Regions from separate parts of the Homo sapiens genome. Here region 2 is linked to region 1. Evidence: read pairs that join two places in POLR2A ChIA-PET (ENCODE). Cell type or tissue: PC-9. All regions are shown on one strand. Links, peaks and the distances in the headings refer to the core of each region. The heading gives the core; the rest is flanking DNA.

Region 1 (15,250 bases), core at 4,799-12,798:
TTTTCTGTCCTGTATGTTTTCCTTCCCTTTGGGTTGCTTATGTTAATGACCAAGAATTATTTGTTCTATATTTTTCCATGCGTACACAATTATTTACAGATAAAATAGCCATGTATATATACACATATATGTAGCCTTATTGCCATTGTTTTACAAAAATAGAATCATACATAATGCTGTGCATTTTTATTTTTTATCTTGGTACTCCTGCACTGAAACATTTCCAAGTTATAGTTCTTTTTTTTTAATTTTTTATATTTTTTGGAGATGGTGTCTCACTCTGTCGCCAGATTGGAGTGCTGTAGTGCGATCTCAGCTCACTGAAACTCTCTGGTTCAAGTGATTCTCCTGCCTCAGCGTCCGGAGTAGCTGGGATTACAGGCACGCACCACCATGCCTGGCTAATTTTTGTATTTTAGTAGAGATGTAGTTTCCCTATGTTGGCCAGGATGGTCTTGATCTCCTGACCTCGTGATCTGCCCGCCTCAGCCTCCCAAAGTGCTGGGATTATAGGCGTGAGCCACCGTGCCTGGTCTTTTTTTTTTTTTTCCGAGACGGAGTCTTGCTCTGTCGCCCAGGCTGGAGTGCAGTGATGCGATCTTGGCTCAGTGCAAGCTCCGCCTCCCGGGTTCACACCATTCTCCTGTCTCAGCCTCCTGAGTAGCTGGGACTACACGCGCCCGCCACCGTGCCCGGCTAACTTTTTGTATTTTTAGTAGAGATAGGGTTTCACCGTGTTAGCCAGGATGGTCTCGATCTCCTGACCTCGTGATCTGCCCACCTTGGCCTCCCAAAGTGCTAGGATTACAGGCGCCTGAGCCACTGTGCCCAGCCTCCAAGTTATAGTTCTAATGATTCTTTTTATTTATTTATTTTTTTTGGGACAGAATGTCGCTCTGTCACCCAGGCTGAAGTGCAGTGGTGCAATCTTGGCTCACTGCAACCTCCACTTCCCAGGTTCAAGCAATTCTCCTGTCTCAGCCTCCTGAGTAGCTGGGATTACAGGCGCCCGCCACCACGCCCGGCTAATTTTTGTGTTTTTATTAGAGACGGGATTTCACCATGTTGGCCAGGCTGGTCTCAAATTCCTGACCTCAAGTGATCTGCCCACCTTGGCCTCCCAAAGTGCTGGGATTGCAGGTGGGAGCCACTGCCCCCGCCCGGCTAATAATTCTTTTTAAAAGGCTACATTGCATTGCATGTTGCAGATGTACAAACAGTTGCCTGTGGAATACTGACTTTGTTTCTGATTTTTACTATGATGGACAATGAAGCAATAGACATTCTTAAGCATCATTTTTTTTTTAATATACTGAGGATTTTATATTTCTGGTATAGGTTTCCAGGAGTTGGGTTGCTGAGTCAGAGAGCAGCCTCTGGCTTTCGAAACATTTCTACCAGTAGTTCATAAGTCTACCTTTTTCTTTCTTGCCAACAATAATTTCACTGGCACAAGAGTGTCATTGCTAGGTTGTATGGTATTTGCATAGTTAGTTTTATCTAGAGCGGCTGTACCATTTTGCGTTCCCACCAGTAGTGTGGCAGTGATCCAGTTTCTCTGTGTCCTTGCTAGCATTTGATTTTGTCATGACTTTGTATTTTAGCCATTCTGATAGGTGTGTAGTTGTGTCTTATTGTGGTTTGAATTTGCATTTCCCTAATGACTAATGATGTTGGACATCTTTTCCTGTGCTTGTTGGCCATCTGCATATCCCTTTTGGTGAGCTGTCTGTTCATTTCTTGTTCATTTTCTTGCTGTTAGGGCTTTTATTTTTATAGGGTGATTTCCTAGAAGTGGGATTGCTGGGTCAAAGGGTTATGCACCTTAAAAAAAATTATACTGGCCGAACACAGTGGCTCATACCTATAATTCTAGCACTTTGGGAGGCCAGGGCAGGAGGATTGCTTAAGCCCAGGAGTTACAGACCAGCCTGGGCAACATAGTGAGACCCCTGTCTTTACAAAAAAAAAAATTAAAAAAATTAACTGACCGTGGTAGCGCCTGTGGTCTCAGCTACTTGGGAGGCTGAGGTGGAAGATCACTGGGACCCGGGAGGTCGAGACTGCGGTGAGCCATGATTTTGCCACTGCACTCCAGTGTGGGTGACAGAATGAGACCCTATCTCAACAACAGCAACAAAAATTATACTGCCTGATGTCTTTGCAGAAAGGTATAGCAATTCATATTTCTATTCCTATTGGCAATACCTATTTCCCCATGCTCTTGCTAGCACTATGATTGCTTTTGAAGTCCTTAGTCCTAACCTGGGCCTCAGTGTTACTATACTTTCTTGGGCTATTAGTGAGATTGAGTATCTTTTCTTATATTTATTGGCCAACTGTATTTCACCCTTTTGTGGTTGATTTCTTCACCTTCTGTGCTTTTTATTTTTTGAGTTGCTTGTCTTATCCATTTGTAGAAACAGAGTTTTTGTGAATATTAATTTTTTCAGCTATATGTTCTGTTAATATTTTCTCATCTGTCACTTTAGTTATTGTTTCACTGTATTTATGGTATCTTTTTGCCATGTAGACATTTACAAATTTTATGTAATTAATTCTGTGAACCTTAAAATGTTTTGGTTTTCGAGTACTGCATCTTATCCTCAGATTCTTCAGTATTTTTCTCAGTTATTTTTACTGTAAACGTTTTCATTTTTTACACTTAACATTTTTCTTTGATCTTGACCCATCTGGAATTTCATTCTGTCTGTGGTTTGCATTAGGAATTTATCCTTATGAGACAGGAATTTATCCTTATTTTTTTTTCAGCTGCATGATCCTTTGTGTTAACGACATTGGTTAAGCAGCCCATTCTGCCCATCTGACTGAAGTGCTACCATTATTATAGATAAAATGCTTCCATATGTATTAGGATTTTTTTTGGGTGGGGGGGCTTTCTTTTGTTTTGTTCTTTTTTTTGAGACGAAGTCTCTCTCGTCACCCAGGCAGGAGTGCAATGGCGCGATCTTGGCTCACTGCAACCCCAGCATCCCGGGTTCAAGTGATTCTCCTGCCTCAGCCTCCCAGGTAGCTGGGATTACAGGTACCTGCCACCACGCCTGGCCTGTACCCCAGAACAAGGGGTGCCAAGTCCTTCCTGCATTTGTTATTGGAATTGTATTAAGTTTGTACATTAATTTGGGAAAAATTGATGTTTTGAGTTTAATAAGTCTTCCCATTCAGGAAAATGGTGTTTCTTTTTATCTGTTTGATCTTTATGCCGTTTAACAAAATTTTATGTTTTTCTTCATATAGGGCTTGCCTATTTATTTTTAAAAATGATTTATTTTGGCTGGGCGTGGTGGTTCACACCTGTAGTCCTAGCACTTTGGGAGGCCAAGGCAGGTGGATCACGAGGTCAGGAGTTTGAGACCACCCTGGCCAAGATGGTAAAACCCCATGTCTACTAAAAATTAAAAAAAAAAAAATCAGCCGGGCGTGGTGGTGGGCACCTGTAATCCCAGCCACTCGGGAGGCTGAAGCAGGAGAATCACTTGAACCTGGGAGGCGCAGGTTGCAGTGAGCCGAGATCGTGTCACTGCACTTCAGCCTGGGTGACAGAGTGAGACTCTGTCTCAAGAAAAAAAAAAAAGAAAGATATATTTTATTTTTGTTACTGTTATGCATCAAGTTCCTCTCCTCTAGTTTTGTCTACCTAAAGTCAACTTTTAATGTTATGGTGTCTTTGTTTTTCTTTGTGCAAATTTGTGGGGTATATTATCTTTTACACTTTTTTTTGTCTTTTTTTTTTTTTTCCTTTTTGTGGAGAATGCGGTCTCGCGATATTGCCCATGCAGGTCTCGAACTCCTGGGCTCAAGCTGTTCTCCTGCCGATGCCTCCGTAAGAGCTGGGATTACAGGTGTGAGCCACTGAGCCCGGCCTGGGGTATATTATCTTTTATTGCAGTGTTTTTACATTTGTGGGTTAGAAAGATTTAAATCTTTTTGTAGATCTGTTTTTTTTTATTTAATATTACAATCTAACCTTTTAAAAAATGCTATATCCAAGTTTTCTATAAGCATTTTAAATAATTGCATGATTTTTCCTCACCATAACCTTTAAACCATATTTCTTCATTCCTTATCTGTAGTTCAAGGCAATAATATTTCTGGTTCTTGAAGCCCGAATACTTTTTTAAATGCTTGTTTTAGCAAATGAGTTAGGTTCAGAAAAGTATGAAAGCAAGAAAACCATGACCAGTAATGCTTTTTGTTTTTTTGCGATGGAGTCTCGCTCTGTCACCCAGGCTGGAGTGCAGTGGCACTATCTCGGCTCACGGCAAGCTCCGCCTCCCAGGTTCACGCCATTCTCCTGCTTCAGCCTCCCGAGTAGCTGGGACTACAGGCCCGCCACCATGCCCGGCTACTTTTTTGTATTTTTAGTGGAGACAGGGTTTCACTGTGTTAGCCAGAATGGTCTTGATCTCTTGACCTCGTGATCTGCCCGCCTCGGCCTCCCAAAGTGCTGGGATTACAAGAGTGAGCCACCGCGCCTGGCAACTATGACCAGTAAATCTTTCACCAAGTGGCTCTTAATTTTTTTACATAATTCCCTTTGGAATTGTTATATATGTAAATATATATATATAGATAGATAGATAGATAGATAGATAGATAGATATAGATATATAATTTTTTTTTTTTTTTGAGACGGAGTTTTGCTCTTGTTGCCCAAGCTGGAGTGCAGTGGCGTGATCTTGGCTCACTGCAAACCTCTGCCTCCCGGGTTCAAGCGATTCTCTTGGCTCAGCCTCCCAAGTAGCTGGGATTACAGGCACGTACCACCACACCCGACTTTTTTTTGTATTTTTAGTAGAAACGGGATTTCACCATTTTAGCCAGGCTGGTCTCAAACTCCTGACCTCAGGTGATCTGCCTGCCTTGGCCTCCCAAAGCACTGGGATTACAGGCATGAGCCACTGCACCTGGCCTGTATTGTATTTTTCAAGCATAACTGAGACCATACTTAACATACAGTTACCTATCCTGCTTATTTTTCATCTTATGTTATAAAGATATTGACTTATCAGTATAAGCTCTTGGTAAATATTTTAAAGACCTAAATAGCTATTGTTTATCTAACCAGTTCCCCAAGTGTTAAATATTTAGGCAGTTTCTAAACTTTTTTTTTTTTTAAGACAAGGTCTTGTTCTGTCACCCATGCTAAAGTGCAGTGGTGCGATCCCGGCTCACTGTAGCCTCCGCTTCCTGGGCTCAAGCAACCCTTCTGTCTCAGCTTCCTGAGTAGCTGGGACTACAGGCATGCGCAACCACACCCAGGGCTAATTTTTTTATTTTTTGTAGAGATAGGGTTTCAGGCCACTGTGCCTGTAATCTTAACGCTTTAAAAAAATTATTTATTTATTTATTTTTTAGAATAGAGATGAGGTTTTGCTTTGTTGCCCAGGCTGGTTTCAAACTCCTGGCCTCAAGTGATCTGCCCACCTCGGCCTCCCAAATTGCTGGGATTGCAGGTGTGAGCAACTGCGCCCCACCTGTTCTTAGATTTTTATCTGATTTGTAGATTATAGTCTAGGATTGATTTCTGCTCCTGAAATTCATGGATTAAGCATGTGAACCTTTTTGAAAATTAATTAAACATAAATATAGCTCATGGCTCATTTTTTTTTTTTTTTGAGATGGAGTCTCGCTCTGTCCCCCAGGCTGGAGTGCAGTGGTGCCATCTCGGCTCACTGCAACCTCCCCCTCCTGGGTTCAAGCGATTCTCCTGTCTCAGCCACCTGAGTAGCTGGGATTACAGGCACTCGCCACCATGCTCAGCTAATTTTTGTATTTTTAGTAGAGATGGGGTTTTGCCATGTTGGCCAGGCTGGTCTGGAACTCCTGACCTCAGGTGATCCTCCCATCTCGGCCTCCCAAAGTGCTGGGATTACAGGCGTGAGCCACTGAGCCCAGCCTCATGGCCCATTTCAAATGATTGTCATGTAATGGCCTTGTTCTTACTGTCTTAAATCTGAGATATGGCTCATACTGTTGATTGACTGATTTTCACTGGTACAGCAGACTCCATTCCAGCTAACATTGGAATTTTACAAATGACGATAATCCAGTCCATTTTCATGATTGTAGTTGGTTTTCTCAAAAAGGCTCCAGTAAAGCTGTAACATAGTAAAAGAATTGCCGGTTGTGGTGGTTCATGCCTGGAATCCCAGCACTTTGGGAGGCTGAGGCAGGCGGATCACAATTCAGGAGTTCGAGACCAGCCTGGCCAACACAGTGAAACCCCATCTCTACAAAAAATATAAAAATATTAGCTGGGCATGGTGGTGCACACCTGTAATCCCAGCTCCTTGGGAGGCTGAGGCAGGACAATTGCTTGAACCCAGGAGACAGAGGTTGCAGTGAGCGGAGATCGCGCCACTGCACTCCATTTTGGGCAACAGAGCGAGACTCTGACTCAAAAAAAAAAAATCAAGTAAATAGGTCTTTCTGTCACAAGGTTAATTTGATGCAGTTTATAAAAATGCAGCATTCATGGCTGATCCTGTTGTTTTAATGATTGCCATGCAAAAGTATAGGATTCTTAGGAATCTTTTAATAGATTCGTGTGCAGATTAAGCAGTCTTGAAATATAGGACAGGCTGGGCTTGGTGTCTCACTTCTGTAATCCTAGCACTTTGGGGGGCCAAGGTAGGCGGATCACTTGAGGTCAGCAGTTTGAGATCAGCCTGGCCAACATGGTGAAACCCTGGCTCTACTAAAAATACACACAAAAAATGGCCGGACGTGGTGGCCCGTGGCTGTAATCCCAGCTACTCCAGAGGCTTGAGGCAGGATAATCTCGAACGTGGGTGGCAGAGGTTACAGTGAGCCGAGATCACGTCACTGCACTCCAGCCTGGGGAACAGAGCGAGGCTCCATCTCAAAAAAAAAAAAAAGATAGGACAAAGCTCATGAAAACAAATGCTTGCTGAATCTTCACAGAAAACTAGTTGAGCTGGTGCAGTGTCCAGGTCTGCTGGTCTTGGTGGACAGTTTCAAATGCAGCAGGAGGAAGTTACTTCATTTTCCATTCACAACTCTTTTGCTGCTTTATCAGACTTTTACTGAGCACCTGGGGGGAAGTTTTTTTTTTTTTTTTTTTAAACAGCTTTATTGAGGTCTAGTTTATATACCGTTAAAATTGTAAGTATACAATTCAGTGATTTTTTTTTTTCAATTCAGTGATTTTTGTGCTTTTTTTTTTTCTTTGAGGCAGAGTTTCGCTCTTGTTGCTCAGGCTGGAGTACAGTGGCACAATCTCAGCTCACTGCGACCTCCGCCTCCCGGGTTCAAGCGATTCTCCAGCCTCAGCCTCTGGAGTAGCTGGGATTACAGGAGCCTGCCACCACACCCAGCTAATTTTTGTATTTTTAGTAGAAATGGAGTTTTGCCATGTTGGCCAGGTTGGTCTTGAACTCCTGACCTCAGGTGATCTGCCCACCTCAGCCTCCCAAAGTGTTGGGATTACAGGCATGAGCCACAACGCCCAGCCAATTTTTGTGCTTTTTAATAAATTTATAGTGTTGTGTAACCATCGATCACAATTCAGTTTTAGAGCATTTCCATTATCCCCCCAAATTCCCTTGTGCTAGTTAACACTTAATCCCTAATTTCAACTCCAGCCTTAGAGAACCACTGATTAAATGACTTTCTGTTTCTATATCCAAATGTTCCTTGACTTATGATGGGGTTATGTCCTGATAATCCTATTGTAGAGTCAAAAAGTCATAAATTGAACCATGGTTATGTTAAGGACTGTCTGTATTTACCCTTCTTAGCCGTTTCATGGAATCATACAGTGTGTGGTGTTTTGGATGTGGCTTCCTTCCTCTAGCATAGTATTTTCAATGTTCTTCCATGTTGTAGCATGGATCAGTACCTTATTCCTTTTTTTTTTTTTTTTTTTGAGACCAAGTCTCTCTCTGTTGCCCAAGCTGGAGTGCAGTGATGTGATCTCAGCTCACTGCAACCTATGCCCCCTGGGTCCAAGGAATTCTCCTGCTCCAGCCTTCCCAGTAGCTGGAATTACAGGTGCCTGCTGTAACGCCCAGTGAATTTTTCTGTTTTTAGTAGAGTTGAGATTTCACCCTGTTGGCCAGGCTGGTCTCGAACTCCTGACCTCAAGTGATCTACCTGCCTTGGCCTCCCAAAGTGCTGGTATTATAGGTGTGAGCTACTGCACCCCACCTGACTGGTGCTTTTTAAAAAATTAAAATATTCACTGTTGTTAAGTGACCCACTTATTTAAAATAATATTCCTAGTTCATTAACTTGGAATGGAAGTTTGGTGTGATAAAATGGCAAGGAGGCAGCTGACCTCTCCAGTGAAGCCAGAGTGTCTGCAGTAGAGAGTATTCTGGGAACCCCCCAGCCCTCTCAACAAAGTGAGACTCTGTCTCAAAAAAAAAAAAAAAAAAAAAGTAGCTGCGCATGGTAGTGCATGCCTGTAGTCTCAGTTACTTGGTAGGCTGAGGTGGGAGGATCGTTTGAGCCTGGGAGATTGAGGCTGCAGTGAGCTATGATCACACCACCGCACTCCAGCCTGGGTAACAGAGCAAGACCCTGTCTCAAAAAAAAAAAAGAAAAGAAAAGAAAAGAAAAGAAAGAACTCTACTAAAGCTAGTGCTCCTTTCATTTCGTGGGAATTATCATCTACTGCTTCCCATATAAGATGGTTCATTAACTTAATTAACTTCCCATATAAGATGGGAAGCAGTGGAAAGCCTTAGTGTGACCTCGTGTATGACATAGTGCTTCCAAGATGTGTCCACCAGAAGCTAAAGAGTAGATTCCTGTGCTTGGACAGGTGTGCTCTACTTGATTCACTAGTTTTAACTCACCTGGATTCAAATGACCGTTTATACGAAATCTCCTGAGATGCATCTCCCACCAAAATGTACATCAGGTTCATGATCTTGAGTTCCCTGACTGGAGAGACCATGTCGGTCACATTCTCTGTAGCAACCAGGCATGGTGCTAAGTGCACGGGAGCTCACAGTTAGCAAGAGCAGGCAGCCCTGGAAATCAGACCATTAACAGAGAGTGGCGAGCGCTGCAGTACAAAGAAGCTCAGAATGAGGAAACATTCAGGAAGGCTTCCTGGAGGAGGGAATACGTGAGCTAAGTCTTTTTTTTTTTTTTTCTTTTGAGACTGAGTTTCGCTCTTGTTGCCCAGGCAGGAATATAATGGCACGATCTCGGCTCACGGCAACCTCCGCCTCCCGGATTCATGTGATGCTCCTGCCTCAGCCTCCAGAGTAGCTGGGATTATAAGCATGTGCCGCCACACCCAGCTCATTTTATATATATATTTTTTTAGTAGAAATGGGGTTTCACCATGTTGGCCAGGCTGGTCTTGAACTCCTGACCCCAGGTGATCCACCCGCCTTGGCCTGCCAAAGTGCTGAGATTATAAGTGTGAGCCACCGCACCCAGTCGAGATCTGCCTTGAATGACCAGTAGATACGTGCTCAGATCCAAACTGGAGGTGGAAAGGGCATATGGGGAGGGTGTTAAGTAGAACGGCCTTTGGCGAGGAAGGCATCATAGTGATCTAATTAAAAGACTAGCATCCACCTGGGTATTCGTGCAGTGTTAGGTTAGTTGTGACCTGTGTGCCTCTGTGACACAGTACTGATGATGTAACCCAAACCTTGGGGACTGGATTTGTGCAGTTCGCCTGCATTCCATTCCTCTTAGGGCCCTGGTTTTATCTAGAGCTGGCTGGGCAGTTATTGACTTGTGCATTGGAACCAAGCAAACTAATAGCAATTGTTGAGTTGATTGCTGTATTTGCAGAAGATTCTTTTAAAGATAGAGGCTTTGGTTAATTACAGAGAACTCTCAACATACCCCAGAGTTTTTTTGTTTTTGTTTTTGTTTTTTTCTCTCTGAGACAGACCCCTGATCTAGGTCATTGTTGCTATGTGCCATGGTTTTGGTTTCTGTGGTATTTAGAGAGTTTTGGTGGACGTCCCAGCTTTCAGGAAGCCTTAAAATATGTGCTTATGAGGCTGGGTGCAATGGTTCATTCCTGTAATCCCAGCACTTTGGGAGGCCAAGGCGGGCAGATCACCTGAGTTCAGGAGTTGGAGACCAGCCTGGCCGACATGGTGAAACCCCATCTCTACTAAAAATACAAACATTAGCCAGGCATGGTGGCAGGCGCCTGTATTCCCAGCTACATGGGAGGCTGAGGCAGGAGAATCGCTTGGACCTGGGAGGTGGACGTTGCAGTGAGCCGAGATTGTGCCATTGCACTCCAGCCTGGGCAACAAGAGCAAAACTCCATCTCAAAAAAAAAAAAAAAAAAAAAAGTGCCTGTGTGTACAGAGACTAACGTATGCACATCTATAATAATTAAGAGTGATATCTGCCCAGCAAAGAGGTTTGTTTCAATGTGGGGGAGTATTCTGGGATCTCTGGTTCAAGGTTAATCATTGATTTACCTACCCACTGGAAAAAGATTTGTGGAACACACATTATATACCAGGTGCTGAGCTAGGTGCCAGGAATCCAGCAAAGATAAGATAGAAGGTGAAAACCAAGCAGTATGGTTGAGGGGAAGTATTAGATTTGTGATGCCTAATAGGCTCCCTTCTGTGCAGGGCCAGCTTTGGTCATTTGCCAGTGGTGGCCTACAATGCTGGGATCGATTAGTGATGTCTGTCATGGGCACCGAATACAGTGGAAAGGCATGAATGCTGTGGATTTGCTGATGCTGTGTTAGGGGTGTGTAGTGTAGACAGAATGACGAGTAAAGATTGAGTAAGGTAGCCAGAGGACTTTTATCTTAGAATAAAGGATGTTTTTCGTGATGATATGGGGGATGGAGGAAACTACATTGGATCAGCTTGCGAGGATGGAGTTCAGGTACAGATGTCACTGCTTTTTATGCAGTTTTCAGGAGGTCACGTAAATGTCAGCCTCAGCTTCTTCAAGTGTAAAATGGAGATAATAGTACGTGCCTCATCTATATTAAAGTGTTGATGAGAAGAGTAAAATAATGGGTATGAAAATATTTTACTACCCACAGAGTGATAAACACCTGGAGTATTGTTACCATGGGTGTCGGGATGGGTGGAGCAGCAAATGCCCGAGGCCAGGCAAGGCTGAGCCGGATGGTGGTGGCCTCAAGGCCTTTGCACTGGGCCTGTCTTTCCAGCCTGCTGCCCTTGTCATATCCAGCTCGTAATTCCAAGGCCACCTTCATTCAGCCCACAGAATCTAAGCCTGTCCTTGCCCCATCGCCACCTGCCATCTCATCCTGTCTTATTTTCTTCTAAGTTCTGATTAACTGAAATGGTCTGGTTAACTTATTTGTGTACCTCCCTTTGCTAGAAACATGCACATGAGTGAGGCAGAAACCGTGCCTGTCTCACTCTCACTGTCATCTCCTCAGAGCCTAGAACAGTGCCTGGCATGTGGGAGACATTCAGAATTTCTTAACTTTTGTTGTATGAATGAATGGAAAGGGCTCAGAAGTCCACAGACCCAGTTGGGCAGAGGCTCAGGAGCCCTGAGAAGATTGCTAAGATCAAGTGCAGTTGCTGTGACCTCATCTCTTTGTTCCTGAATCTCCTATTTCTTTGGTTATTGAGAAACAAATTCAATTAAATGCACAGTAATTGTAACTTAATTGAAAATTCCATCAACTCACAATCTGAGTTCACAATGTATTCTCTTACAACAGAATAAAGAACAAGAATCAGAATTCATATTATTATTATTTTTAGAGCATGTAATCTCATATAATCTCTTTAGAGCATGTAATCTCTTATATAAAGAATGAGAATCAGAATTCATATATTCTTTTTAGAGCATGTAACAGGCCATGAAATTACACAATGTTTCCAATTTGGCAGCCTGGTGAATTCAGTCTCCAAAAACATAATCTTGTTCCTTAAACTACATGTAATATGAATTAGAGTTAAAACTTGTGAATTGGATGCAATTAACATCCAACCGCTCCCCACACTGAACTGATTGGTTTTTAACTTTTCCCCCCTCTGCACCCCCGCCAGCTGGCACCCGTCCCTGTTCCCATGTTCCTTGTGAATTGTTACTGTGCCAGTCTGATGCATATGGGTAGACTGTGCTGGGCATCCTGAGCTCTGTGAAATGAACATCAACACGGGAGGTGTGTGGAGTGGCGCAGGTCAGTTACCAAGCCTGCACATCCAGGTGTCTCCTGTCTGCCTTCACGCTGAGGTTTACACCTGGCGGCTTACTCACTTCCTGGAGATGCTGGGGCCGCCCTAGTTGCTACTCCCTTTTCTGGGGGGACTGATGAGTCATTGGTTTTCTCACAGGGTCACCTGTCTGTGTGCCCAGTTTGAAGCCGTCCTGCAGCATGGCTTGAAGAGGAGTCGAGGATTGGCACTCACAGCGGCAGCGATCAAGCAGGCAGCGGGCTTTGCCAGCAAAACCGAAACAGGTACTGCTCTGCCTGGCTGTAGCTTGGAGGAGCTTGTCTTCCTTCTGCTCTTTTTCTTTTTATTTATTTTTTAATAGTGGGCAGGGCAGTGATCGCGTGGGACTTGGTGGGGTGGTGTATGGGCACAGAAATCCATGTCTTAATAGTAGTCAAAACGTAATGGTGTTGTCTGGCATCTTAATTTAAATGAAGTCATCTTTTGTGCAGAATTCTCAGAGCCACATGGTACAGTCTCCTCTGGGTTCGGGGACCTGTAGCACACTGGTTTATTTCACCACTGTGGCGTGCCAGTTGCTGGGAAATTAATAATCTGTTTTAATTTGATGCCTGAGGATAGCATGGCATTTCATAATTAATGTCTTCCATACCAGCAACAGAAACCCCAGAGGTTCTGTTATCATCCAATTTAATGTTGGAAAAACATTTCCATGTGAGTGACAAGCATAATGCTAAATAATAACTATTAATGCTTAGTACTTAGTGCAAGACTTGCACTTTGATGTAAATTAACTCATTCAGTTCGATAGCCCTGTGAGTAGTAGGGACTGTTATTACTGCCACTGTACAGATGAGGAAACTGTTCATAGTGATCTGCTTTGGAGCTGAACCTTGAAGTGGATCATGTCATGTAACAAATGTCCTGTGGTCTCCTCCTCCCCTGAGCTTTCAGTTCCAGCCCTGACCACGGCTGCTGCTGGGAATCCCGGAATCTTTCTTATCACTATGTCAGTGTCGTTGCTGAGTAAAATGTGCTGTCTTTGGCTGGTTCCCCTTTCACAGCCAAAAGTTGGACCTTGTTGCATTTGGTGGCGGTGTGTGGAAATTCTCTGCTAACATAATCCTTAGTCTTTCCCTCTCCTTCATGTTGCTGTATCATCCTTTCTTTTTTCTCAACCCTTCAATAGATCTTTTTATTTATTTACTTATTTATTTTTTAGAGTTGGGGTCTTGCTCTGTTGCCCAGGCTGAAGTGCAGTGGTGTGATCATGGCTCACCAAAGCCTGGAACTACTAGGCTCAAGTGATCCCCTTGCCTGAGCCTCTGAAATAGCTAGGATTGCAGGCTTGCACCACCATGCCCGGCTGGTTTTTAAACTTTTATAGAGACAGAGATCTTGTTCTGTTGGCCAGGCTGGTCTCAAACTCCTAGGCTCAAGTGATCTTCCCACCTCAGCCTGCCAACTAGCTGGGATTACAAATGTGAGACACTGTGCCTGGCTCCAACAGTTCTTTTTTTTAAAAAAATTATTATTAAAATTATTTTATTGGTACATAATATTTGTACATATGTATGGGGTACCTGTGATTTTTTATTTTTTATTGAGATGGAGTCTTGCTCTTGTCGCCCAGGCTGGAGTGCAATGGCACCGTCTTGGCTCAATGCAACCTCCGCTTCCTGGGTTCAGGCGATTCTCCTGCCTGAGCCTCCCGAGTAGCTGGGATTACAGGTGCCCACCACCATGCCTGGCTAGTTTTTGTATTTTTAGTAGAGACAGGTTTCACCATGTTGGCCAGGCTGGTCTCGAACTCCTGACCTTGTGATCTGCTCACTTCGGCCTTCCAGAGTGCTGGGATTATACGTGTAAGCCACTGCGCCTGGCCTTGGTACTTGTGATATTTTGATACATGCCTAGAATGTGTAATCACTTTCAACAGATGTTTGCTTTTTTTTTTTTTCTTTCTTTGGGCAGTCTCCCGGGGCTAGGGTAAGTTCAGAGAGGCTCCTAGATCTTTGTTTCTTGTTTATTTCACCAGTTACTCATTTGTAGAAATGAGTTGTTCAATAAACACACAGTTGTTCAATAAAATTATGTTCACTAAACAAATACATCTTGGTTGGAAGGAAGGGCATTATTCATTGCGTGCAGTACTGTATTTCATGGTTCCTGAGGTACCATATACCAGGATCACTCCAGCTTGCTACAGGGAAAGTGATTAATTTTTGAGGAACAAAGCAAAAATTAATGAAAAGTGACCCAGAGCTCTACACAGACTTGGCTTGCTGTCTTTGTAGCCACTGGAAACCCAAGTAGCCAGTACAGAATACAGTATGGAGAAATGAATTATTTTCCATTCCACTTGGGAAAGGAGAAAGAACCACTGCCGTTATTGGCGTTTGATGCATTTGATGGCATGACCTTGGAATTTGATTTTTTTTTTTTTTTTTAGATGGAGCCTCACTCTGTTGCCCAGTCTGGAGTGCAGTGGCATGATCTCAGCTCACTGCAACCTCTGCCTCCCAGGTGCAAGTGATTCTCCAGCCTCAGCCACCTGAGTAGCTGGGACTATAGGTGTGTGCCACCATGTCTGGCTAATTTTTGTATTTTTAGTAGAGATGGAGTTTCACCATGTTGGCCAGGCTGGTCTCGAACTCCTGACTTCAGGTAATCTGCCCGCCTCGACCTCCCAAAGTGCTGGGATTACAGGCATGAGCCACCACGCCTGGCTGGAATTTGATGTTCTTTTAATCACTGATATATCATCGTCAGGTTATAGGTTGGCAGTCAATTACAAGGTGATCGGGGCCATTCAGAATATACCAGAGACACAGTTACTGTTGCTGAGCTGCCTGTAAAATTGAAGTCTAATCTTCCCTGTCTGTTCGGCAGCCTTGGGCAATGAGGATCTGACTTTGAAACACTGCCTTCCCTTGCTTTCTGCGATGCCATAGCCTCTTGGCACACTTTCTTCTTCTTTTCTGATCCTTGTTGGCATATCACTTCCATACCCTCAAATATTATTCATCCTTGGATTCATTGTTGGCTCTTGTTTCTATGCATACTGTTTGGATTCCTTGGTGAAGTTGCTC
Region 2 (15,250 bases), core at 3,815-11,814, 98 kb before region 1:
CCATCCTGGCTAACACGGTGAAACCCTGTCTCTACTGAAAATACAAAAAATTAGCCGGGCGTGGTGTGCGGGCGTCTGTATTGCCAGCTACTCAGGAGGCTGAGGCAGGAGAATGGCGTGAAACCAGGAGGCGGAGCCTGCAGTGAGCCGAGATCGCGCCACTGCACTCCAGCTTGAGCGACAAAGCGAGACTCTGTCTCAAAAAACAAACAAAAAAAGCGATCCACCTGCCTCAGCTTCCCAAAGTGCTGGGCTTATCGGTGTGAGCCACCACACCCGGCAGAGTTTGCCTCTGCTTAATAGGAAGTTTTGGTTATAGCCTATTATTATACCTGAAGACCTCACTGAATCATACTTAACAATGTCCATTTTAAAGTTGGTATTAAGTGACTGTCAGATTTACAGAGAACTTAACAACTGTTATGAAAATTAGAACTTCATTTATGCGAGACCTGTATTGCTATTGAATAAAAGATTTTCATCTTATATTCACAAGAAAAAATACAATGTGTTCTAAATGAAATGCCTTCTCTTTCCAGATTTTCACTCCCCACCCACCCACCCCTAAGAAAATGTCAACACAATCAGCTGACTCAAATAATGAACTACACATCCTTCTCTAAGCATTTTGTCTTTGAATACTACTCTCCTCCATGTAGCACTCCTACAGCACTGAATGATCACTTTCTCATAGGTTAGTTCTTCACATCTAATTGAATTAGCAGAGTTTCCTTCTGCCTGGTACTTTTTCTAGGGACAAAGGCAGAAACTGCTCAGACTGCTGCTTAGAAAAGCAGTTGATGTCATTAATTTCCTTGTCTCTGAATAGGATAATTATGGATATTCAGGAAAAAATCCACTCCATTGGTTTTCCAAAGCTTTGACCTGCCAAACAGAGCTCCAGCGGAAAAGGGAAAAGTCTTTCTTGTTAGTTGTGCTAAGTTGTGTGTAAGTTGTGCGACTTGAGGGCAGGGTCTTACCTTAATCTTCTTTACATTTCCACTGCCTAGTGTAATGCCCGGTGTATAAAAGGTGCTTAATCAATTTAGCTGGGATGATACTGTCCTTTGATACTCATTTAAGACTGCTGACACATAGGGCTAATAATTTTATTTATTTATTTATTTTTTAAATAACTTGAGACTCTTGAGACAGAGTCTCGCTCTGTCGCCCAGGCTAGAGTGCAGTGGTATGATCTCAGCTCACTGCAACTTCCACCTCCCAGGTTCAAGCGATTCTCCCACCTCAGCCTCCTGAGTAGCTGGGATTACAGGTGTGCACCACCACGCCCAGCTAATTTTTGTATTTTTAACAGAGACGGGGTTTCACCATGTTGGCCAGGATGGTCTCAATTTCTTGACCTTGTGATCTGCCCTCCTTGGCCTCCCAAACTGTTGGGATTACAGGCGTGAGCCACCACGCCTGGCCTGTATTTTTTTTTAGTAGAGACAGGGTTTCACCTTGTTGGCCAGGCTGGTTTCAAACTCCTGATCTCAAGTGATCTGCCTGCCTTGGGCTCCTAAAGTGCTAGGATTACAGATGTGAGCCACCGCACTTAGCTATTTTAATTTAATTTAATTTTATTTTTTGAGATGGAGTCTTGCTCTGTTGCCCAGGCTGGAGTGCAGTGGAGCAATCTTCACGCACTGCAACCTCTACCTCCCAAGTTCAAGCAATTCTCCTGCCTCAGCCTCCTGAGTAGCTGGGATTATAGGTGCCCGCCACCCCCCCTCCCCAACCCCCTGGTAATTTTTCTATTTTTAGTAGAGACAGGGTTTCACCATATTGCCCAGGCTGATCTGGAACTACTGACCTCAAGTGATCCTCCTGCCTCAGCCTCCCAACGTGCTAGGATTACAGGCATGAGCCACCACACCCCACCCCAGGACTAATAATTTAGAAAACTTAGGAAAAATCAGAGTTTTTCCTACTCTCACACACAAGTCACCGCTCAACACAGAGTACAGTCCTCTCTGGGTAGAGGAAGGGGATTAGTTCCAGGAGCCCTTCAGATACAAAAATCCAACCATACTAAAATCCCACAATCTATACTGTGTGTATGAAAGGTCAGCCCTCCCTACACTTGAGTTCCTGCATCCTGAGAATCCCGTCTTTTTGATCCTCATTTGATTGAAAAAAAAAATCCATGTGTAAGTGGGACCCTCGCAGTTCAGGCTCACATTGTTTAAGGGCCAGTTGTACTCCACCAGTAAGTGAGGGAGTTTCTACCCACCACCAACCAATTCTTCAACAGACACCAACAGGATAAGCAATCATTTCACTCAATTCTGACATTAACCAGAGTTAGGACAGATCCCACAAGTTAAGGGATCAGTCCCACAAGACTGCCCCCACTTCCAATGCCAATAACAGGTTCCACATTGTGACCTGTGCTTCTGACCAACTGGCTATGAATTGGGGGTTCCCATGACCCCCTCCATGGGTTCAGGGAATTTGCCAGAGTGGCTCACAGAACTCAAGGAAACAGGGCAAACACGGTGGCTCATGCCTGTAATCCCAGCACTTTGGGAGGCCGAGGCAGGCGAATCACCTGAGGTCAGGAGTTTGAGACCAGCCTGGCCAACATGGTGAAACCCTGTCTCTACCAAAAAAATACAAAAATTAGCCGGTTGTGGTGGTGGGTGCCTGTATTCCCAGCTACTCAGGAAGCTGAAGGCAGGAGAATCGCTCGAACATGGGAGGCAGAGGTTGTAGTGAGCCAAGTGCTCCACCACACTCTAGCCTGGGCAACAGAGCAAGACTCCGTCTCAAAAAAAAGAACTCAAGGAAACACTTTACTTACAGTTACCCATAAAGGACATTACAAAGGATACAGAGGAACAGCCACGTGGAAGAGATGCACAGGGCTGGGAAGGGGCATACAGTTCCTATTCTGTCTCCAGGTGTGCCATCCTCAAGGGTCCTCCACGTGTTCAGCAACCCAGAAGCTCTCTGAACCCTGTCCTTCTGGGTTTCTATGGAGGCTTCCCTACATAGCCATGACTGATTGTATCATTGCCCGTTGCTGATTAACTCAACCTTCAGCCCCTCTGCCCACCGAGAGGTTGGATGTGGGGCTAAAAGTTCCAAGCTTCTAATCATGACTTGGCCTTTCTGGTGACCAGTCGTCTTCTAGGAGCCCATCAAGAGTTGCATCATTAGGCAGGGTGCGGTGGCTGATGCCCAGCACTTTGGGAGGCCGAGGCAGGCAGATCACCTGAGGTCAGGAGTTCGAGAACAGCCTGGTCAACATGGCAAAACCCTGTCTCTACTAAAAATACAAAAATTAGCTGGGCGTGGTGGCACACGCCTGTAATCCCAGCTACTTGGAAGGCTGAGGCAGGAGAATCGCTTGAACCTGGGAGATGGAGTTTGCAGTAAGTTGACATCACCCCACAGCGCTCCAGCCTGAGTAACAGAGTGAGATTTCGTGTCAAAAAAAAAAAAAAAAAAAAAAAAAAACAGAAACAAAAACCAAAACAAAACATATACAAAAGAAACAAAATACATGTAGGCCAGATGCTATTACCTGCTGAAGCCCTCCCTGTTCAAAATGCGGATGAGGAAAGCTTGGAGATGTGTTAAAGATATAATAGCCAGCTGGGCGCTGTGGCTCATGCCTGTAATCCCAGCGCTTTGGAAGGTTGAGGAGAGGGGATCACCTGAGGTCGGGAGTTCGAGACCAGCCTGGCCAACATGGTGAAACCCCGTCTCTCCTAAAAGTACAAAAATTAGGCCGGGCACAGTGGCTCTCACCTGTAATCCCAGCACTTCGGGAGGCCGAGGCGGGCGGATCACTTGAGGTCAGCAGTCTGAGACCAGCCTGGCCAACATGGTGAAACCCTGTCTCTACTAAAAATACAAAAAAATTAGACAGCCATGGTGATGCACACCTGTAACCCCAGCTACTCAGGAGGTTGAGGCACAAGAATCACTTGAACCTGGGAGGTGGAGGTTGCAGTGAGCCAAGATCATTCCACTGCACTCCAGCCTGGGCGACAGAGTGAGACCCTGTCTCAAAAAAAAAAAAAAAAAAAAAATCAGCGGGGCATAGTGGCACCTACCTGTAATCCCAGCTACTTGGGAGGCTGAGGCAGGAGAATCACTTGAACCCGGGAGGTGGAGGTTGCAGTGAGCCGAGATCGTGCCACTGCACTCCAGCCTGGGCAACAAGAGTGAGACTACATCACACACACACAAAAAAAGAGTTGTATGATTAGAACAAAAGACACTCCTTTCACCTAGGAAATGCCAAGGGATTAGGAGCTCTGTGTCAGGAACCCGGGTCAAATACCAAATATTAGAACAAATGATGCACCTAGCACCTCTATTGCTCAGGAAATGTCAAGAGTTTTAGAACCTCTGTGCCAGAAACTGGGGGCAGAGCCCAAGTATATATCTCTTACTATATCACAATAGCACTATGACCTTTTTTGGCAGGCTTCTTTCACTTAGCATAATGTTTTCAAGGTTCATCCATGTTGAAGCAGGCATCAGTACTTCATCCCATTTTTTTTTTTTTGAAACAGAGTCTCGCTCTGTCGCCCAGGCTGCTGTGCAGTGGTGCGACCTTGGCTCACCACAACCTCTGCTTCCCGGATTCAAGAGATTCTCCTGCCTCAGCCTCCCGAGTAGCTGGGACTACAGGCATGAGCCACCATACCTGGCTAATTTTTGTATTTTTAGTAGAGAGGGGGTTTCCCTATGTTGGCCAGGCTGGTCTCGAACTCCTGACCTTGTGATCTGCCTGCCTTGGCCTCCCAGAGTGTTGGGATTACAGGTGTGAGCCACCCCGCCCGGCCACTTACTCCCTTTTAATGGCTGACTAATATTTTATTGTATGGATTTTACCACAATTTGTTTATCCGTTGATGGACAAATTGCTTTTGTAACTTAAAGAAGTCAAAAATAAAAGGTTAAACAAGTGAGATCACAGTAAAGTGTGTAGTCTAGTTAGTTGTGCTGTCTTAATGTCAATGTCCTGAATTTTGATAGTGTACTATAGTTATGGTAGATTTTACTGTTGGGAGAAGCTAGGTGAAGGGTACTTGGGACCTCTCTACCATTTCTGCAACTTTTCGTGAGTCTGTAATTATTTCAAAGTAAAAAGTTAACGCAGGGTGCAACGGCTTATGCCCGTAGTCCCAACTACTCAGGAGGCGGAGGTGGGAGGATCGCTTGAGTACAGGAGGCTGAGGCTGCAGCAGCCCTGTTCATACCACTGCACTCTAGCTTGGATGACAGAGCAAGACCCTGTCTCAGAAAAAAAAAAAAAAAAAAGATCCCATGTGAAATTATTCAGACTTTCAGACTTCAGCCTGGGTTCCCAAGTCTTTACCAAAATATTTTTTCTGTCTTCCTTGATTCAATTTGTTTGGGGCAGGAGTACAGTTGGGAAAGGGGGAATTTTTTTCAGCTTTGAGAATTTAAGGCTGGGTATGGTGGCTCATGCCTGTAATTGCAACACTCTGGGAAACTGAGGCAGGAGGAGTGCTTGAGGCCAGGAGTTCAAGACCAGCCTGGGCAATATAGCAAAACCCTGTCTCTACAAAAGATAAATTAAAAAATAAAAAATATAATTTTGTCCGGGAGCAGTGGCTCACGCCTGTAATCCCAGCACTTTGGGAGGCTGAGGCAGGCAGATCACGAGGTCAGGAGATCGAGACCATCCTGGCTAACACAGTGAAACCCCGTCTCTACCAAAAAAATACAAAAAATTAGCCGGGTGTGGTGGCACGCACCTGTAGCCCCAGCTACTAGGGAGGCTGAGGCGGGAGAATCGCTTGAACCTGGGAGGTGGAGGTTGCAGTGAGCCAAGATTGCATCACTGCACTCCAGCCTGGGCAATAGAGTGAGACTCCATCTCAAAAAAAAAATATATATATACAATTTTATAAATATACAACAGTATAAATATAGAACAGTAAAAAGAATCACCATCACTCACAAACTTACCTGGAATCTCAAGATTGCCTTTTTTTTTTCTTTTTCTGAAACAGGGTGCTGCTCTGTCATGCAGGCTGCAGTGCAGTGGCATGAACTTGACTCACTGCAACCTCCACCTCCTAAGCTCAAGCAATCCTCCCACTTCAGCCCCCCGAGTAGCTGGGATTACAGGCACGAGCTACCACACCTGGCTAGTTTTTTTGTATTTTTTGTAGAGATGGGATTTTGCCATGTTCGCTGATCTCTAACTCCTAGGTCAAGCCATCCGCCCACCCTAGCTTCCCAAAGTACTGGGATTACAGGCGTGAGCCACTGCGCCTGGCCGATTGCCAATTGCCAATGCCTCAACACCTTCTTTCATGTTTTAAATAAACAATTTTTTTATTTAAATAAATAAATGAGAAATAAAACAATCTTTTTTCTTTTGAGATGGCGTCTCACTCTGTCGCCCAGGCTGGAGTGCAGTGGCACAATCTCAGCTCACTGCAACCTCCACCTCCCGGGTTCAAGTGATTCTCCTGTCTCAGCCTCCTGAGTAGCTGGCATTACAGGTGCACGCCACCAAGCCCGGCTCATTTTTGTACTTTTAGTAGAGATGGGGTTTCACCATGTTGACCAGGCTGGTCTCGAACTCCTGACCTCAGGTGATCTGCCTGCCTCGGCCTCTCAAAGTGTTGGGATTACAGGCATGAACCACTGAGCCTGGTCTGGTGAGCCAATTTTTATATTTGTTATAGAGACAAGAGAGACAAGAGTCTCCTTATGTTGCCCAGGCTGGTCTCGACCCCCTGGCCTCAAGTGATCCTCCCACCTCAGCCTCCCAAGTAGCTAGGACTATAGGCATGTGCCATCATGGCGAGTTAATTTTTTGTGTGTTTTTATTGTCTCGAGAGAGAGTCTTGCTCTGTTGCTCAGGCTGGACTGCAATGGCGTGATCTTGGCTCACCGCAACCTCCACCTCCTGGGTTCAAGCGATTCTCCTGCCTCAGCCTCCCGAGTAGCTGGGATTAGAGGTGTGTGCCACCATGCCTGGCTAATTTTGTATTTTTAGTAGAGACAGGGTTTCGCCATGTTGGTCAGGCTGCTCTCGAACTCCTGACCTCGTGATCCACCTGCCTCGGCCTCTCAAAGTGTTGGGATTACAGGCATGAGCCACTGAGCCTGGCCTGGTGAGCTAATTTTTAAATTTGTTATAGAGACAAGAGTCTCTCTTATGTTGCCCAGGCTGGTCTCGACCCCCTGGCCTCAAGTGATCCTCCCACCTCAGCCTCCCAAAGTGCTGGGATTACAGATGGGTGTCACCGCACCTGGCCTCTGAGGAGGATTTCATTATAAACCTGCCATGAAGGGAGGGAATCCAATTTTACGAGAGGGTGTAGCCTGGTGAGGCCTGGATGACCTCCGGAGGCAGGGGCTTGTGCCTGGGCTGAGGCCTAAGGGACAATGGGCAGACATGAAGTTGCCCCAGGCAGAGGGTACAGTGTGGGCAAAGTCAGGAAGTGGCAGGGCTTGGATCACTCCAGGAAGAGAGAGGAGTCATGTGTCACAGGAGCTCGAGACCCAGAGAGGGAGGCAGGCAGGCAGGCAGGGACCAAGCTTGGGCACAGCCAGGAAGGCAGGACAGGGCATGGTGGGGCCAATGGAATCATTACCCAAGACGGGGATTTTCAGGGAAACAGCTTAGATAAGGCCAGGTGTACAGTAGCTCCCACCTGTAATCCCAGCATTTGGGGAGGCTGAGGTAGGAGGACTGCTTGAGCCTGGGAGTTCGAGACCAGCCTAGGCAACATAGTGAGACCCCATATCCACAAAAAATTTAAAAAAGGAGTTTGTGTTCCTGTAGTAGCAGACTTGGGAGGTTGAGGTGGCAGTATCACTTGAGCCCAGGAGTTCAAGGCTAAAGTGAGCTGATTGAGCCATTGCACTCCAGCCTGAGCAACAGAGAGATATGCTGTCTCAAAGGAAATACAAATTAAAAAACCAGCCGGGCATGCTGGCGTGTGCCTGTAGTCTCAGCTACTTGGGACACTGAAGTGGGAGGATCGCTTGAGCCCAGGAGTTCAAGGCTGCCGTGAGCTATGATTGTGCCTCTGCAGTACAGCCTGGGCGACAGAGAAAGACCCTGTCTCTTAAAAAAAAAAAAAAAAAAACTTAGATAAGAGGATGCTGTGCCTCCCTGGGGGTCTTCAGTCACCCATGGTCCTGGCAAGAGAGGAGGGCCAGGAGAGAGCTTCACCCACCTGCTGTCCTGCCCATGTGACATCCGCAGGTGCTGCCATGGCCACGACTGTTGTTACACTCGAGCTGAGGAGGCCGGCTGCAGCCCCAAGACAGAGCGCTACTCCTGGCAGTGCGTCAATCAGAGCGTCCTGTGCGGTGAGTCCCCAGCAGCACCATGCCACCCACCCCGAGTATCCCCTGGGCACCCTGGCATAGCCAGATGACTTCCGTGCCCCTGTTGCAATAACCACTGCCTCCAAGTCTCCATAGACCACCCCTTGGGTATATCTAATGTAAGTGATATTTATTTTATTTATTTTTTGAGTCAGTCTCGCTCTGTCACCCAGGCTAGAGTGTGCTGATGTGATCTTGGCTCACTACAACCTCTGCCTCCTGGGTTCAAGCGATTCTCATGCCTCAGCCTCCCAAGTGGCTAGGACTACAGGCATGCACCATCACGCCCAGCTAATTTTTGTATTTTTTCAGTAGAGGTGGGGTTTCACCAAGTTGGCCGGGCTGGTCTCAAACTCCCCACCTCAAGTGCTCTGCCCGCCTCGGCCTCCCAAAGTGCTGGGATTACAGGCATGAGCCGTGGTGTCTGGCCCTAATGTGAGTGATCTTTAACACTGAGCACTTGAAAAAGAAAACCCTGAAGAAACCTAATTCTTTGATGTCTGGACGACAAGGAAGAAGATAGAAATGGCATCAGATAATAAACAGTGTAAATGTTTATCAGAAAGGGGCTGGTGGTCGGGACAAGTAGGAGGATCGCTTGAGTCCAGGAGTGCATCTCTACAAAAAAGTTAAAGGATTTTTTAACATTGGCCAGGCGTGGTGGCACACATCTGTGATCCCAGCTACTTGGGAGGCTGAGGCAGGAGGATTGCTTAAAGCCCAGGAGGTTGAGGCTGCAGTGAGCTGTGATCGAGCCACTGCACTCCAGCCTGGGTGACACAGCAAAATCCAGTCTCAAAAAAAAAAAAAAAAATAATATTTTACATAACCAACCACTTCTAAAGATTAAAAAAACCCCCTATGATTAACAACCTCAGGTCCCTCAGGCAATCATACCAGATATCAAAACAAAGCAATAACATAAGGACTGCAGTATTTATTTTATTTTTATATTATTTATTTATTCTTTGTTAGTTTGTTTTTGGAGTGTGGGTTTTGTTTTGTTTTTTGATTTTTTTATTTTGTTCTACTCAGTTTTATTCTTATTGCTCAGGCTTGAGTGCAATGGCCTGTTCTCAGCTTACTCAACCTCCGCCTCTTGGGCTCGGGTGATGATGGTTCCACCTCAGCGGCCCTCCGCCTCTTGGGTTCGGGTGGTGATTCCACCTCAGCGGCCCTCCGCCTCTTGGGTTCGGGTGGTGATTCCATCTCAGCCGCTCTCCACCTCTTGGGTTTGGGTGGTTTTTCTGCCTCAGCCTCCTGAGTAGCTAAGGGAGGTGTCTTGAGATTATCATCCGCTGAGGGTGGAGCTGAGGGTGGAAGGGGAGTGAGCAGACACTCGGGAGGTGTCTTGAGATTATCATCCGCTGAGGGTGGAAGGGGAGTGAGCAGACACTCGGGAGGTGTCTTGAGGCTCAGGGAGTTATCAGTTATAGAATGTTGTTGAGTTGGAGGAGGTGGCTGGTGGCCCATCCTGTTTTTTAAAGTTTCAGCTGTGAGGTAGGGCCAGTAGGGCAATCCTGAAGAATGACGATGCTCCGCTGCCGCCATTCTGACCTGTAGGGCCAAAGGAGGGAATGTTTTCACACATATTCATTTGATGGACAAAATTACCGCCACCAACACAGTCTGCACCTTCTGTTGCTGGTGATAGATTTTTGCACCTTTCCATCCTCCAGGTTTCAAAATAGCAGTATCAGTGTCATAATATCACCCTTCCACTGAGTACTGCCAACAGCTGGAGGGTAAAGAAAAGTCACTGGGACACACTGTTGTCTCCACATGCCACTGTGTCTGTCTGCAAATGTAGGCAGGCTGGGGTCCTGCCCCAGGGAAGACAGAGTCATAACAGAGTAATAAAGAAGCATGTTTGAGACACAGGAGTGTCTATGTCTATCCTCATTCCTCCCTCACAGCCATCACCAGAGCATGTTTCTTGCACCAGGTCAACAGACAGTAAGAGACAGTAAGAGAGGCATGAAAAGCCCATTGTCCACACATGTTGCAGCTTCTTTTTGGAGAATGTTTTCCAGGCCTTTTATGTTCTGTCTCTGATTCTCAGAACTCTGCAAGGTCAGTGTGACCACCCTGCTCCAAATCTAAGAAAACAGAGGTTTCCAGAGGAAGGAGAAATTGTGCCCAGGGTCACACAGCTTGCAAGAGGCAGAGTGGAAGTTGATTCCAGCTCTGCCTGCAGGACCCTCTCATTTCCCCTCTGTTTCCCTTCTTGACAAAGGATCTTCTTCACTCTGGAGGTGCCACCCATGAGAACAAAGAGCTCTGGAGAGATGTGGATTCCTGAAGAGCTGCAGGGGAACTGGGAGAGGGTTTTCTGACAGAACAATCTCACCTCAAGAAGTCAGTTAGGCATGGCTGTAATATTTCTTTTCACTCCCAGGTAATACCAAATTGTAAGTGCACTAGGACATAAAGAATACTTTTGTCCATGGAAAAATGAGGTGGGAATTCTAAACAAAGCAAGTTTTAAAACTGTGTTTCACTTCAAGTGTACAAGTCCCATCACGTGTAATCATAGGACTCGGCAGCTTTTGAAGGTACAGAGGCCACACAAGAACCAGCTTAGCTGAGCATCATTTAAGGCCTTCATTTGGAATTGTCCCTGTGGGTAATAAGTTACATTCACTCTTCACTAGTTTACAGTCAGGGCCCATCTGCTATTACAAATACGGAACCTCTGACACTTAGAATATTAGATCAGGGGCCCCACTGGGTGGGGATGAAGGTGTTTTTGCGCAACACGGTTACCAACAGGGATGGGACTGTGATGCTTGTAGGCAGCCTTTCTCTCTGCCATCTCCCTCTGCAGGGCTTGAGCACAGAGCTGTAGGGAGAAAAATGTATCCATGTCCTGACCTGGCAGACTATGTCCAAAAGCAAGGAAAACAAGCAAACTTACCCAGTTGCAAAGAGCCTTTCTTGCAGAAGGGGGGATCTGAAAAAGCCAACACATGAGAAATTGAATGTTGAGAGAGTCTAAGGGCCGTGGCATCATCTGCATCAGCACTGAACTATCCTGCAACTGCAGGGAGGAAGCTCCTTACTTTGCATTTGTGGTAGTCCTCTGCCCGCCGCCGCAACTCTTGCGCACGTTGAAACATTTTCCTATGGATTACAATCACTTTCATCAGATAAAGCACCACTTTCAGGATGATTTTAAATAATCTGCCATGTTTCTGTTATCCTCACAACTGTACCCTTACACAATCTATCTCTACCTAGAAAACGTATTTCAGATGGCTATAAGAGTACAGTCTGAGCCGGTCACGGTGGCTGACGCCTGTAATCCCAGCACTCTGGGAGGGCGGGGCGGATGGATCACGAGGTCAGGAGATTGAGACCATCCTGGCTAATACGGTGAAACCCCGTCTCTACTAAAAATACAAAAAATTAGCCAGGCGTGGTGGCAGGCACCTGTAATCCCAGCTACTCGGGAGGCTGAGGCAGGGGAATCACTTGAACCTGGGAGGCGGAGGTTGCAGTGAGCCAAGATCACGTCATTGCACTCCAGCCTGGGTGACACAGCAAGACTCCATCTCAGAAAAACAAAAACAAAAAACTGTACAGTCTGATCCAAACTGTTGCTGTATTGATTCCTCCTCTTGCTTACTGCCTGCTGACTTCTGAGATGATAGTTTCCTTCCCCATTCTCAGTACATCCCTAATTCATCCTTCATTGAGCATCTTTTATCATAAAGCTGTATTCTCTTTGTATTAATATCTTTACCGTGTTTCACAGGGCAGAAACAGCTGGGCTTATAAACAGGCATAGTCCTTTTGAAGGATGTGGTTGATCCTACAACAACACACTTTCCTAAGGATGACAACAACTCACCCCACCCCTAGAATGGCTGGTATGAACCGAGTTTCCACACAGTCTAGCTGGCAATGGGGTCAGGAGCCGTTTTGCTACTTCACATCTTTTGGTCACTGGTAAATATTAAGGTACTTTGTTTTCTGTTTTGTGAACTCTCTCTCTCTCTCACGATATGTCTTCTGACCATTTGTTTCTATTTCTGCATTTACTGGGTCTAAACATTGTACAAAGGTTAAAAACAACACTCCAATGGGCGTTTCCCAAGAGGGTGGGGTTCAGTTTCTGAACTCACATGTAGGTGTGTATTTCTTTCATATCCAATTTCCCATTTTCCTCTGCCTCTGACACCTGCCTCTCCTTTTCTGCATGCTCACATTCTTTCACGCTTAGTTTCCTCAGATTAGAAGGGAGAGAAATGCACACACATGATCCACCAGCCCGTGTGGGATTCCCTCTGCCCTTCTGGCATCTGAAGGCTGTGATTCAAAGATCCCCCCTGCAACCTTCCCACAAATGAACCAACTGATTCTCACAACCGAAGGGAGAATTGACACCTCCCATTGAGGGACAAAAAAAAGTCACACTCTGGCCTGCTGGCAAGTCACCTGTCATTTCCAGCTCATCTTCATAGTTCCATAGTTAGTCCTATTCTTTAGTAAATATAAAGACTATTAAAAGCTTCTATGAGGTGCACTATGTGTGTCTCTGGGGTCAGTCTTGTGCTTGACACAGCGAAAGCTCATTTTAGTTCAGTGTGAAAAACCAGACCTCACCAATTCATCACAACTAACTCCATCGGAAGCAGAGGATTGCTCCTCATCTGACTCCTCCTGTGTGAGACCTGATTCTCAGTCAGAGGCTGATGCCGGAACTGAGACCATCAGCCATAGAGAGATCCTTCCAGAATAACCCCGCAGTTCACTACTGCACTTTGCCATGATTCAGGACTGGAACTTTTGTCATCGACTTTAAAGATCCTGGTTGAGAGAAAAGGCAATCTGAATGCTGGGCGCATCTATTGAATTAGAAATGATCGGAATGGCTCCTAAGTCAGGGTGTTATGTCCTGAAAATAGGTGACAACGGCAAACCATCCACCCTGGTGTTGACTGACTTTAACAAGGTTCAGTTCACAGAGATTGAGGGCAGAAAAAGGAAACGGCCTAAAAAGGGTAAGTTTGCTGTGTTGCCCTCACACCACTTGATTCATGGTCCTGATCCTAAGGATCTCACCTGATACTTGGTTTTATAGGAAGGATGTGTAAAATTCCCAGAACGCTAGGAAACAGGGGCGAAAACACTTCAAAGAGAAAGTTAATGAACTTGTTTCTGACCACAAGGCATCCTTCAGCACATGCTGTCTGGAGTGGCCTCAAACAAGGTGTGTGTGGTGAGGTGCTGAGAATGCAATGGGAGCAGGGTCCTGTCCCCACGCTAAAGAAGCTCACAGCTTAATGCAAATGAGAAGCCAGTGAGGACATCACTACTCCTGCTGTGCACTTGGGAACTAGAAACACAAAACCTGACTCTGGAGGGAAGCTAAGGAAGCATTCTACTCTTGAGTTGACATAAGTGCATCTGAAGCTTCTGATCTCCGATGAGAACAATGGGGGACACCAAACAGAATATAAAACCCATGATTGAATACATCAAATTGCTAACATGGCAGTAAACAGACAAGAGGTGAAGATGGAGAAGAAGGAAACCCAGGACGAAAGTCAGCTTCGCATTTGGAACCCATTTCCCTGAGTTTCATTGCTGAATTCCAGAAGGAACTACTGAGATGCAAAGAAGCACAGCAGCTTTTGCACACATGCGTGGGATTAGATGGAAAACAAGTGGATTGAGGGTCTGCCAATGAAAGCGACCCATACTGAAGTCCACTGGCTCTGGTTGAGACCCAGAAGAGTCATGCATCAGAATAGAGGTGGACAGGAAATACCCTGGCCTTTGTAGGGACTGAGCCTGCACCGACGACCTCAATTGCAGCCTGTATGGAGGACCCCTGACCATCCCCCAGAAGTAGACTCCCATCTCTTCTGCAGCAAGATAACATGCTACTAGGCCTCAATTCATTGCTAAATATTTTTTAACAAGTATCTCACATTTAACAAAAAAAGATCAGTCATATGGCAGCAAAATACAATGTAATATGACCAAAACATGAAAGACTGTGAAAATGAATCTGGAGGTGACCCAAGCATTGAATTCAACAATCCAGGCTGGGTGCGGTGGCTCACACTGGGAGGCTGAGGTAGGCAGATCACCTGAGGTCAGGAGTTCAAGACTAGCCTGGCCAACATGGTGAACCCCTGTCTCTACTAAAAATGCAAAAATTGGGCTGGGAACGGTGGCTCATGCCTGTAATCTCAGCACATTGGGAGGCCGAGGTGTGCGGATCATGATGTCAGGAGTTCTAGACCAGCTTGGCCAATATGGTGAAACCCCGCCTCTACTAAAAATACAAAAATTATCCGGGCATGGTGGCATATGCCTGTAGTCCCAGCTACTCAAGAGGCTGTGGGATAAGAATCGCTTGAACCTGGGAGGTGGAGGTTGCAGTGAGCCAAGATCATGCCACTGCACTCTAGCCTGGGTGACAGAGTGAGACTCTGTCTCAAAAAAAAAAAAAAAAAAAAAAAAAAAAAAAAAAAATTGGCCAAATGTGGTGGCACACACCTGTAATCCAAGCTACTCAGGAAGCTGAGGCAGAATTGCTTCAAATTGGGAGGCAGAGGTTGCAGTGAGCCAAGATTGCACCATAGCACTCCAGCCTGGGCGACAGAGCGAGACTCTATCTCAAAATTAAAAAAAAAAAAAAAGGCTGGCTGTGGTGGCTCATGCCTCTAATCCCAGCACTTTGGGAGGCTGAGGCAGGTGGATTACCTGAGGTCAGAAGTTCGAGACCAGCCTGGACAACATGGTGAAACCCCATCTCTAGTAAAAATACAAAAATTAGCTGGGCGTGGTGGTGGGCACCTGTAATCCCAGCTACGTGGGAGGCTGAGGCAGGAGAATTGCTTGAACCCAAAAGGCAGTGAGCTGACATTGTGCCATTGCACTACAGCCTGGGCAA

The links. ChIA-PET counts read pairs that join two places held together with the same protein. Peaks named below come from ENCODE experiments on the same cell type or tissue, not always from the same donor. Only the 100,000 strongest peaks of a DNase experiment are listed, where the experiment ranks them.
Region 2: POLR2A ChIA-PET joins it to region 1 with 12 read pairs; 6 of 35 experiments call an interaction of 5 or more read pairs at or near these places.

Annotation. Positions count from the first base shown.
Region 1 is chr16:12,015,003-12,030,252 of GRCh38, forward strand. SNX29 (sorting nexin 29) reads left to right here. Exons shown (of 21, transcript NM_032167.5): 4 at 12,318-12,442. Among named protein-coding and RNA genes, the nearest start is that of SNX29, 46 kb to the left of the region's middle. RefSeq lists an enhancer at 12,400-12,469. In PC-9, for the core only: no CTCF peak of the experiment used is centred there; DNase peaks (open chromatin) are centred at 9,639 and 12,289; H3K4me3 peaks cover 1,046 bases; H3K27ac peaks cover 4,514 bases.
Region 2 is chr16:11,917,983-11,933,232 of GRCh38, forward strand. It overlaps NPIPB2 (nuclear pore complex interacting protein family member B2), which reads right to left. Exons shown (of 8, transcript NM_001396485.1): 5 at 12,468-12,569; 6 at 11,403-11,463; 7 at 11,258-11,293; 8 at 9,391-9,897. The coding sequence ends at 9,391. Among named protein-coding and RNA genes, the nearest start is that of GSPT1, 9.7 kb to the left of the region's middle. In PC-9, for the core only: no CTCF peak of the experiment used is centred there; no DNase peak of the experiment used is centred there.